Regions from separate parts of the Mus musculus genome. Here all the other regions are linked to region 1. Evidence: chromatin contacts called from ENCODE POLR2A ChIA-PET data. All regions are on one chromosome and are shown on one strand. Each heading gives the region's core, a stretch centred on a gene start or an enhancer-like site at or near the end of the contact. The rest is flanking DNA. Distances are from core to core; before and after follow the strand shown. Region 1 holds the start of Mbtps1 (membrane-bound transcription factor peptidase, site 1). Region 2 holds the start of Osgin1 (oxidative stress induced growth inhibitor 1). Region 3 holds the start of Kcng4 (potassium voltage-gated channel, subfamily G, member 4).

Region 1 (3,696 bases), core at 885-3,384:
CCACAGTTGTCCTCTGCCCTCCACACGTGTGCACCTATATACATCATACATACGTGGACTTAGAAAACATATCAAACCAGACTGCACCACTAGGAAAAAAATCCACTCATCGGTCACCTCCTACAATACCTTTGGAAAGTCTAGATTCCTGAGCATTTCAGATCAATGGATGGGTTCTGATCCCATCTATACCACCCCCAAAGCAATCAAGAGTTGTTAATAAGAGGCTGGAGACATGGCTCAGTAGTTAAGAACACTGGCTGCTCTTCCAGAAGACCCAGGTTTGATCCCTTGCACCCATGTGGCAGCTTAGAACTGTCTGTAACTGCAGTTCCAGGGGACCCAACACCCTCACATACATATACAGGCAGGCAAAGCACCAATGAACATTGAAATGAACATAACTCACTTTAGGGAAAAAAAGAAATTGCTAATCATATACAACTTTCTCCTCAAAAGAAATCACTGAAGAGATTCCTTAGAGGAGCTGGGAAGATGATCCATGGAGCACGAGGACTTGAATTAAGTCCCCAAAACTCACACAGAAAGCTGAGGTAGACTGCCCCTGGGACACAGTGGCCCCTTAGTCTCACTCAATCAGAGGCTCCAGAATCACTGAGTCCCTGTCTCAAAAAAAAAAAAAAAAAAAATCAGGTGGAGTGTGATCAAGGAAGCGCGCGCACACACACACACACACACACACACACACACACACAGACTTCCCTTTTGGTCCTCCTAGTCCAAAGATTGCCGACCATCGGAGAGAGAACTGAGTCAGAGAATAAAGCATATGACAGCACCAAGAATGAACAAGATCTGACCAGAAAACATGCTCCTTCATTCCCGAGGGGCGAGGGGGAGGCCTGCCAACACCGCATCACTTTTTAGATAGTAACAGCAAATTGTTGGTTATAAGGGGTGTTTAGAGACTGCAGGAGAGTCCTAATGAGCAAAAGTGCAGGTTCCAGTAGCCACTTCACCCTTACACTCAAAACAAAAACAAAAACCAAAAAGTCCACAAAAAATTAGCTCTGTGGCCAAATGTGTCACATACTGCAAGATAAGACCTTGGCAAAAGGTATTCCACATGAATAGGGGTAACTGTGGGCTATTAAACAACGGACTATCATTCAGCCGTAAAAGATGAAATACTGACTTACGCTACAACCATAAAAAAAGGTACTGGTTTATGCAACAACATAGATGAATTCTGGAAACAAGACACCAAAGGCCACATGCGACTCTTGACCCACTATTCCCAAAAAGCAAACCTAAGGAGACAGGTCCATCGGTGACTAAAATAGCAGACTAAAAATCGGTTCTAACCACAGCAGGGTACCGGGAGTCTGGGGAGTGGTTCTCAAAGCGGGCTGTGGTGCCGACTGAACTGCTCCGCAAGATGACACAAAGTCACAGGGCGGGACCACTTAATACAAGTGACCCTGTGATACATAGGACACTTTATAGAAATCACGGTCTTGCGTTTAAAAAATAACGGTAAGTGGTGTGGCGCTGTACGTCTTTAATCCCAGCGCCAGGCAGAGACGTGAGGATCAGGAGTTCAAAGCCAGCTTGAGCTACTCAGACCTTGTCTTAAATATTAACTTTTTCCCCCCCCGACTAGTTTTGCAGATTTTTATGCTTTTCTCTGTCCGGCTTTTTCATTCGCCTCCAAACCTAGGGGTTGCTAGCGAGGCTGATCCCAGAATGAAATCTTCAAGTGCTCCTCCCGTCCCTTCAAAGCGCCACTCAAAAACACCTACAGCAAATGCGAGTCCGAGCCGCGATGTGCACTGAGCTGCAGCTCGGTTCCCCGGGGCTCGCGACCGCAGGGCCCTGCGGAGGCGAACGGCGCTTGCGCACCGCGGCGCGCAGGCGCAGGCCAGGCCGCCGCAGCCGCCGCCGCCGCTCCGGGCCAATTTCTGGGGAAGCAGCTGCGGTAGCCGGCGGCCCCCGCGCGGGCAGCGGACGGCTGAGCCTAGGGCGCGTCCGGCTCTCGGCCGCCGCCGGCAAACGTACCTGCGTCCGCCTCAGGCTCGGGGTCGGCGGACCCGGGAGAACGGCGGCTCCGCCGCGAACACGCCTCGGGTCTCCATTCGGGGGATGTTTACTCGCAAGTCTCGCGAGACCACGCCGCTGGGGCGTGGGGGGGTTACGACGGCCCGGCGTGCTCTGCGCGCCCGCGACCTGCGTGCGCGCTCCTGACGGCCCGGCACCGAGGCGAGAGGCTGTGCGGAGCTCTCGCGACATTTGCGGTCTTGGGGGAGGGGTCGGGAAGGGGCGGAGCCGAGGGCGAGGCCAAATCGCCCTCTCTGGGTATATATAGGGAACCCTGGTGGTTTAGGTTTCTCCAGGTTTCCTGGCCTGGAAACTCAGGAAGGGTGCGAGCACCTTTGCGCGGCTGAAGTGGGACGGCGCCTATCCAATCTATGTGTTCTCCTGAACTACTCCCATGGCCCCAGTTTATTACTGCTGCCAGGAGGGTGCATCAGCATCTTGAGAAACAGGACGTTTGTAACACCAACTATTTACCATTTGGAACAAACAGGATCAAGGTGAATTTCGTCTGGTAAAACGCACTTGAGCAATTTAGCCACCTGTAGAACGGGCCCATTCTCAGCCTTAGTACTGAGCTGGATCGATCACTCTTGGCCCTGGCACAACCTAAGTGTGCTCGGGGACTGTGACTGAAGCAAACAGGATGGAGGAGACAAACCCTGAGTCCTAGGCTCATAAGCTCACCTTGGCTGCCAAACCTGGTATGGAAACTGGGTTTTGCATTGGGACCTCCAGCCGAGCAAACTCAAGAAAAGGGGATCCGGACCCAGGATTTAGGTCAGGGTATGGAGGGGACCTTGTGCAGCACTCTTGTGTTTTCCCTCAGGTGTTCAGTCAGAAGAGTGCATGTAAGAGGGGACAGTACTCTTGTATAGGAGCCAAGTTTCCATCCCAGAACCTGCTCACTGTAACTTCAGCTTCGGAGGGATCAGGTTTTTGGCCTCTGAGGGCACCTGCACGCCTATACATAATCCTACACAGACATACAAACGAGATTTTAAAAGGGCGGTTCTGAGACAGTAGCCCCACACATTGAAAAGGATAGACCGCATTTATTCCCAGGTTCCAGAATCCTATGGATAACCCATCATTCCGGAAACTCGCTGTGGCAACCCCATTGCCTGCCCACTCTCTGCCCTGAGACTTGAATCTTGCTCTTGGCCTGATGTCTCCCTGCTGATTCGCCACACTCTCCCCAAGGTCTTCTGTCCTTCAGATGCCTGAAGCCCAGTAATTAGAAGACCCTTGCTGGCTCAGGAGAAGCTGGGAGCAATAAGTTGATGTCATAAAGGACCCATTAAGCCTGCATACAGTAGACTTTAGCTAAAGGAGTGCTCAGAGCTGAGTAGTGGACTAACCAGACTGTAGGAAAGAGATGGCTTTACCACAAATGTAATTAAAGTTTTGGTTTTCTGGGTTTCTGTTAAGATCACCACTGATTAGGGACAGGACAAATGGAGACACCCCCGGCCATTAGGAACACTCCCGTATCAAAGACCATGCCTCTGTTAGAAAGTTCAAAGCGGGTACTGGGTCACAACACCATTGAATCCCGGTCCTCATTAAGTCCAGGTTCTCGTATCAGGAAGAGCAATATTCTGCCAAGCGCACATGCTGACCCTGGCTAACAGCTGCCTA
Region 2 (3,696 bases), core at 388-2,887, 120 kb before region 1:
TCTAGGACCAGATCCTTGAGCCGTGCCTGACCTTTCCCTTAAACCCAGGTCAGCAGCCAGCCTTGCCCACTCTGCCTCCTAACTACTCACCCCAGGATGGCGTCCCTCTTCACCCACCCCTGCAGGATGTGCCCCTCCGCCAGTTTATGGTGCACTAGGTACTCCCCGGGGAACAGACTCTCCCATTGAGACTGCTGGCACAGACTAGGGCTCAGGGGTTCCGTGTGTTTAGCAGTCCTGGGGACTGAAGCCAGGGCTTTGAGCATGTTGGGCAAGTGTTCTCCACTGAGCCATCTCCCAGCCCCGAGCCCAGGGTTTGAACATATCAGTGCACAATGGTACTTGGCCTTCAACCTAGGGTCTCATGCAATGCTAGGCACAGGTTCTACTGATCTATTCCCCAAAACCTATATGCGGTATTTTGAATAATCATTCTTTTAATCCAAGAAAAACAAAATATCATTTTTTAAATCAAAATGCTGTGCTAGCAGCCAAGACTCTTGCAGCCGAAGGATGTTCCACGAGGTGGGCCCAAGGACCCCGTCTTTCTTTACAACTCTGAAGTTTTCTTTTTCTGGAATTTGTATTCTTTACTTAATTTTTTTTCTTTAGAAAATTGTACCAAAGTGTCACTTTGTTTAATGAGTTCCTTTTTTTTTTTTAAAGAATTGTTTATGTAATATATATGAGTGTTCTGTCTTCAGACATACCAGAAGAGGGCATCAAATCCCATTACAGATGGTTGTGAGCCACCATGTGGTTGCTGAGAATTGAACTCAGAATCTCTGGAAGAGCAGCCAGTGCTCTTAATCGCTGAGTAGTCTCTTGGGTACTTAGAGTGAGAGCCTGACACTCCCCCCCCACCGCCCCTCCCCAGTTCTGGTCCTGGTGGTAGAGTGACAGCTGATCAGGACAGGAACAATGGCCACCAAGGTGAGTGCACCGACCTAAACCACTGCCCAACTTCCTTCTCTTGAGCCAAGGCTCCATATGGAAAAGCGCTATTCCAGACCCAGTGTGCAGTAAGGGATGTCTCCCTAGGACCCAGCTTCCGTTCACGGACCACAAGAACCGGCCAGCAGACTGGCGTGACCCCCTACAGGAAGAGAAGTCTATAAGGACCAGGGAGGACGGACACACACTCACATGCGCATGCACGCACACATGAGGGAGTCCAACTCAACCCCACTTTTCAGATGGGGAAACTGAGGTTTGTTCAGAGTCTCCAACCAGGAAGTCGCTGAGTGGGAGTTGTCGGGGTTGACCAGTGACTGAGGGTTTTTTCTGCACACACCCGTGTCCCCTCTCCCCACACGCTGGGGTGGGAAGTGAGTGGAAGATCAGAGCTTTCTGGAGTTCAGAAGCCAGCTGGCCAGCTATTTCTCAGAAGCCTACCACTCACTGGTAAGGAAGAGACCTAGTGGTCTCTTTCAAGATTCCCTAGTTCCTCCTTCAAACTGAACCCGGGAAGGGAGGAACTGGCCAGCAGGGGCCCTTTAAGACTGGCCAGGGCCAAGTTCATTCACCCAGGGGCCCCTGCTGACTCACGCTTATGAAAGTGATTTTCCTGGTCCCGCCCCTGCCTCCGCCTCCTCCCTGCCCCGCTGTGAAATACCCCTGCTAGCCTTGGGCCTCGCACAGCCTCTGGGATCCCCAGGGCTAATGGGCATCCTGTTCTTGCAGCAGGGCACCGTGACAAAGTCTCTCACCGTGTGACCAAGTTCCTCTGAGTGTCCAGACAACCCAGGCTCACCAGCTCCCTCCAGCTATCTACCATCCATCAGGTGAGTGGTCCGGGCAAGGCTGTGGGTGGGAAACAATAGCTATGGGGCAAGGGTGGGCAGACGGGGGTCAGGAAAGCCGGGGTGTACACTGACTGGTCCTGAGGAGGACTCTGGGAGTCCTCCCTGCACCTCCAGCGATGGCCATGGTTAAGTGTCTGGGACACTCTCCCCCAGCGGCCCCTGGCTTAGCAGCCTAATCCTAACTCGTGAAATAGCTGTTCCGGCAGGAAGGAGCATGGGTAGCCTTGCTCCTTCGAGGCACCAATGGCCACTGTGTCTCCAGCCTGGCGAGGTGCTCCAGTGGGTCCTAGGTACCAGGCTCAGACAAGCACAGCCGAGGGTTCCTGGGTACTCGGTTTACGGAAGGTGCGGTGGAGAAAGTGGTGGACCGTGGAGGTTGGGCCATCAGGCACCCTTGGGCCCAGGTGGAGCAGGCACTTGGAACGAGGGTTCACTGTGACTAAGGCCAGGTAACACTTGGCTGACTGCACACTTCCTCCTGCCCCAGGGCTTTGTGTCACTAGCAGCTGTCACTGCTACCTGTTGCTTTATTTGGGAATGGAGGGGAAAGGATCCCAAACGAGGCTGTCTAGGACCTAGACGAGATGTCCCCTCCCCTTCCATTTTCCCCAACCTCAGTTTCATTCATGAAGTGGGGATAAGAAACCCCCAGCTCTTGGGGGTGGTGGTGGCATTTTTAGAGACAAATGGTATATGGTTCCCAGCCCTCCCTGGCATGACGATTTCATAACCTTAGAAATGTCTGCAGTGTTACACCAGGGCAACTATCGCCACTTCTGAGAAACTCATTTTTTATGTGCTCATACCTGTGGGGTCAGAGGTCGATGGCTAGCGTCTTCCTCAGTCACTGTCCACACCTTCTTTTTCATTCTATTATCACTATCATTATTATTATTATTGCTAGAGAGAGCACAAGAACACGTGTAGAAATCAGACAGCCACCCCTCCCCCCCCCCCCCGCCAGGAGTCAGGGGTCAGGGGTCAGCTTTCTCCTTCCATCTTTATGTGAGTGCTGCCTGCCCATAAGTCACTGCCCTTGTACAACAAGTTACCTGCAGGGCCACTTCCCTCCAGGCTTCCCTCTCCTGGACTGAACCTGGAGCCTGTCATTCAGCTCTCTGGCGGGTGATCTCCAGGGGCCCTCCTGTGTTTGTCTCTCCAGACCTAGGATTACAGACATCTGCTTTTGACAGGAGTGTGGAGAATCTGAACTCAGTTCCTCACGGTTAGGCAAGCACTTTACCCACGGAGCCATCTCCCTGGCCCCTTAAATCAACAACTTGAGAACGTTATTTTTTTTTTCTATCAGCATTGCCCAACCAGAGAGACTCCGAAATATGCCAGTACTTTTAAAAACTGGTTATTCTAGCCTGGAGGTGGTGGCAGCTTTCTCTTGTAATATGAGTGGTTGGGAGGTGCAGGCAGGAGGGTCAGCAGTTCAAGGCCTGCCAAGGCTTATTCTAGTTTCAAGCCAGCCTGGACTACATGAGACCCTGTCTTAAACAAAATGAGCAGCTTACCCCAATTCTACAAACTGAGGCCCCTGGGTGGAACTGCAGGTTGGAAGAAGCCGTTTTGCCTTATAAACTAGTAGCAGGTACTTGTGGGTGGTTGTGAGGGTGAACAGCTTGGGGGCGTGTGACTTCTGGGGGGTGGTCAGGCTTGGCGGTGACCTCATGTGTATGGTACCCAGCAAGCAGCTCTAGGTGACACTTGTGCCAGCTGCGAGAGGGACCTGGACTTAGAGTGCAAAGTCCTCCCAGTGTGTTAGCCCATCCCACTTCCTGGGAAGCAATATGGGTGTCCCCTTGGGCCTGGCCTTCGTGGACAGGGCCTCCTGCTGCCACCAGTGAGGAGCTGTATGCTGGGGTGCCCAGGTCTCTGGGAATGG
Region 3 (3,696 bases), core at 366-2,865, 77 kb after region 1:
CCTACGTGGCCATGTCCTTTACAGAAGAGGACAGACTCAGATTCTCTGGACCCTCTGCTTGGTCTGTGCGAGTGGGGAAGTTTGGGCTACCATACTGTTGAGCACAGGCCTGTTCGGGAAACACCATCATAACGGTCACTTCTAGAAGCTCTAAGGCACCCAGTTCCTTTAAGGGGCCCAGGCCAACCATCCCATAAGGCAGACAGGCACGGTTCACCTTCGCAGATGAGGGGACTGACTGACACCTAGTGTCCCCTACTGTCAAACGCTTAGGAGGTAGGGATCATGACAGCTTTGCAAGGCACCTGACTCTCAGGAGCTCCCCAAGAAAGCTTCACCCTGATCTTCTGTCACCCTTGCTGTGTGACCTTGAAGTAGTCACTCCCCACTCTGAGCTGTATACTCTTTTATTTGCATCGTGAAGAGGTTTCTAATGCTGTCTGTATTGCAAACCCATTTAGGGGCTTCGCTTAGGACAAGCAGGTTTTATTTTAGCTTGCTCACATAATTTTAAAAGTATTTATGACCTGTCTCATCATCCGTGTGGTGTGACCATTTCTTATGCTACCTGTTCCAGCCAGAGCTGTCTCCAGGCACCTATAACCTTACATTGAGAGAGGCATTCCAATCAGGAGCCAATGGAAACGAAAGTGCCTTTCTACTCCAGAGCCGGCCGGGATTCTGCGGACAGCCAGCGAGGAGTGAGTGGGGGTGGCTGTGTTTCACACTCGCCCTGCAGAGCACTCCGCTATTCTGCATGCATTACTTGGTTCACAGCACACAGCCAGCGGCAGGAGGAGCGCAGCCTGCAGAGACAGGAAATCCAGGGTGTTCTTGCCAACCTTTCTCAATTTCCAGTGTAAAAACCAAGACCCAGAGTGCTGAAAGGGACTCATCCAAGGTCACTCAGCAAATCCAAACTCAACCCAGGACACAGCTTCCTGGCTAGGGGTTCTCTCCAGCGCTGGAATCTTGTCCCCCTCTCCTTCCACTGAACAGATCTGATTTTGTGGTCTTTGTTCCCCCTCCAACAGCTGGCCAGCAAAACTCCCTTAGAGCCCGGGGAAGTAATTCATTCCAAATATCCCTTCTGCCAAGCTGTTCCACTCAGCCAGCTCTAGAACATCCCCCCCCAGAACGAGCAACTTCCTCCCAAGTTCAACTCACCGCTTGTTTTAGGAAGTGTGTTCCCAGCTGGTTCTCTGCCGGGCATGGGGAGCCCATGTCTCACTGACCAGGAAAAGACAGGGTTGTGACAGAGAGGTAGGGGGAAATGAGAAGAACCCCCGCCCCCCAAAAAACAAAACAAAACACAAATCAAAACCAGCTCTCAACATAGCAGTCCTGGCAGAGGGTCAGCATCCAATTCTTCTCCCACTTCCTCTACAGAGCAGAAGTTTATTCAGTCTGACTCCGCAGAAGAGCAGAGGCGCAAGGTGGCTCTCTAGAAGGGCTCTGAAGTCCTCCCTCCTCCTGGAAGCCGAAGGTCCGGATGCTGCAGGGAGCTGGGCCAGCTGTCCTGCCTCAGCATTGGACTTGGTGCTCCAAGTCCCACGGGGACAGCCAGCATGGTCCTGCCTGAGATGGGGGTGGGGGTGCTGCCAGGAAGGGCTTAGGATTAATCTCTCCATCAGCCAGGCAGCAGGCGGGGAGCAGAGGCTCTGCCAGCCACCAGGAAGGCAAGGAGAATGTCTGTCCTTCTCCTCTCTGAGGAGGAGCCGAGCTCAGGAGGAGCTGGAGCAGCTGGGGACCTGGCGATTGCAACCTCATGGTCCACTCAGTAAGGGCTGTGGGGAGGCTTGCAGGCTGGGACAGACCGACCCAGTCTCAGAGCCTAGGGTAGGTATTGGGGAGATGGCATAAGGGGCTGAGATTGGGGCCAGATCCCAGTGTCCAAGTGAATGTCCTTAGGCAGGTGGCTTTGTGCCGTTGTACTCAGTCTCCTTATCTGTAAAATGTCTATGAGTGGCAGCAGGCTTTCAGGATATGAAATCCAAGCCTTGAGCTTCTCCTGGGAGCTTGGCCCTGGGTGTAGGTGTAGGTGTAGGTGGGGAGAGGGAGATGCTGCAAGCCAGCTTCTTGCTGTGTGTGCTTGGTGAGTCACTCCACCTCTCTGGGCCTCAGTTTTCTCACTGGTCAGATGAGGACAGTGGGAACCATAAAGGCTGAAATTGCAAAAGCCTGTTAATGTAGGGCTGCCTATCCCTAGGTCCTTCATTTCCTTAAAAGGTTTTTGCAGCCAAGTGACCTTCACAACTCCATTCGGCCTCTGAGATCCCTAGAGGCTTGTTCAAGGTCATCGTCCTAATTGGCAGCTGGAGCTAGGTTAGGGCTGTCACTGATGGGGGGGGGGGGCGTCCAGGAGCAAGGGGATCAGAGCCTGGCTGTCCTCAGCTCTCTGGAAGGAGTAACAGAGAGTACCTGTGGCCTCGAAGAGGGGCGGAGGAGTGCAGGCAAGAAGGAGAGGCTGGCAGGGGGCAGGGGTTCTCAAAGGGTATTATGGGAACCCCAGGGTTCCACAGAAATTCCAAGAACTGGAGACAGGGCCTGTTTTCTCTGCCTTCCCACAGCCCCTCCCTGCTGCCTGTACCACAGTCACTGCTGCTGAGGCCCAAGGCAGAGAGAGGTCTGGCATCTTTGTGAGGGGTGCCGAGGCTCTGCCCTTTCTCTGACTCTCCCATTCTCTTAGCTCCAATAAGCCAGGCTCCAGAACTCTCTCCCTCCGGACAGGGCTCTCTGTTCTCTATCTCCTTTAGTTCTGTCTCAGTCAGAGTTTCTATTGCCGTGATGAAGCACGGTGATCCAAAGCAACTTGGGAAGGAAAGGGTTTATTTAGCTTCCGTAGCCAAGTCACTACCCACTGAAGGAAGCCAAGGCGAGAACCTGGAGGCAGGAACCAGGGCCGAGGCCTTGGATGAGTGCTGTTTATTGCTTCATTCCTCGTGACTTGCTCAGCCTGGGACTTTCCTGTGGAACCCAGGATACATCCCAGTTTGTATCTCTGTCCACAGTGGGCTGGGCCCTCCCCCATCAATGATGGATCAAGAAAATTCCCTACAGGGTTGCTTATGGCTTAACCTTACAGAGTCATTTTTCTCAAATGAAGTTCCCTCCTCTCAGAGGACTCTAACTTGTATCAAGTCGACATGAAACGGCCAGCATGAATCTCTTAGGTTAGCCACCCTCTCCAGTGTCTGCCACCTTTCCCAGTACATACAAAGTCCCAATGCCCATCTAGAATCCCCCATGAGAGCTCAGTGAAGCCCTTGTTGCACGGGCATGCCAATCTAAATCTGAGCCCTTAAAACCCTTACAAGCCTGGTAAAACCTGCCCATTATCCCTGTGCTAGTGAGGCAGAGACAGGAGGATTCCTTGTCTTGCTGGCCAGCCAGCCTGGCTTACCTGGGGGAGTTCCAGGCCATTGCGAAGGCTCTGGTGACATGGCCGAGAAGGCTCTGGTGACATGGCCCAGCAAATCCCTTCAGGGTTAGACTTACGTTCTGCCTTGGCTATGCAGCCAGGCCTGCTGTGCTGTGGTGGTGTGACCTCAGGCAGGTTTTCTTGTCTCTCTGTGCATCAGACTCTCTGCCCACCTGTTCTGATGGGTTCTGGGTGAACTTGTGGCTTTCCAACATGGAGAGAGAAAGGCTTCCCCAAGGCAGGATTCTTGGTCAAACCCTGGCTGAGCAATAGCT

The links. ChIA-PET counts read pairs that join two places held with the same protein, here RNA polymerase II (POLR2A).
Region 2: POLR2A ChIA-PET joins it to region 1 with 14 read pairs in embryonic stem cell. The contact joins the promoter of Osgin1 here to the promoter of Mbtps1 in region 1. POLR2A ChIA-PET finds 5 or more read pairs at or near these places in 3 of 5 experiments (Patski and embryonic stem cell).
Region 3: POLR2A ChIA-PET joins it to region 1 with 15 read pairs in embryonic stem cell. The contact joins the promoter of Kcng4 here to the promoter of Mbtps1 in region 1. POLR2A ChIA-PET finds 5 or more read pairs at or near these places in 4 of 5 experiments (Patski and embryonic stem cell).

What each region holds. Positions count from the first base shown.
Region 1 is chr8:119,556,627-119,560,322 of GRCm38, forward strand. It overlaps Mbtps1 (membrane-bound transcription factor peptidase, site 1), which reads right to left and starts at 2,135. Exons shown (of 23, transcript NM_001167910.1): 1 at 2,020-2,135.
Region 2 is chr8:119,435,510-119,439,205 of GRCm38, forward strand. Osgin1 (oxidative stress induced growth inhibitor 1) reads left to right here and starts at 1,638. Exons shown (of 6, transcript NM_027950.2): 1 at 1,638-1,784.
Region 3 is chr8:119,634,065-119,637,760 of GRCm38, forward strand. Kcng4 (potassium voltage-gated channel, subfamily G, member 4) reads right to left here and starts at 1,616. Exons shown (of 3, transcript NM_025734.2): 1 at 1,168-1,616. Gm46054 (a long non-coding RNA gene) reads left to right here and starts at 1,564. Exons shown (of 4, transcript XR_001778667.2): 1 at 1,564-1,839.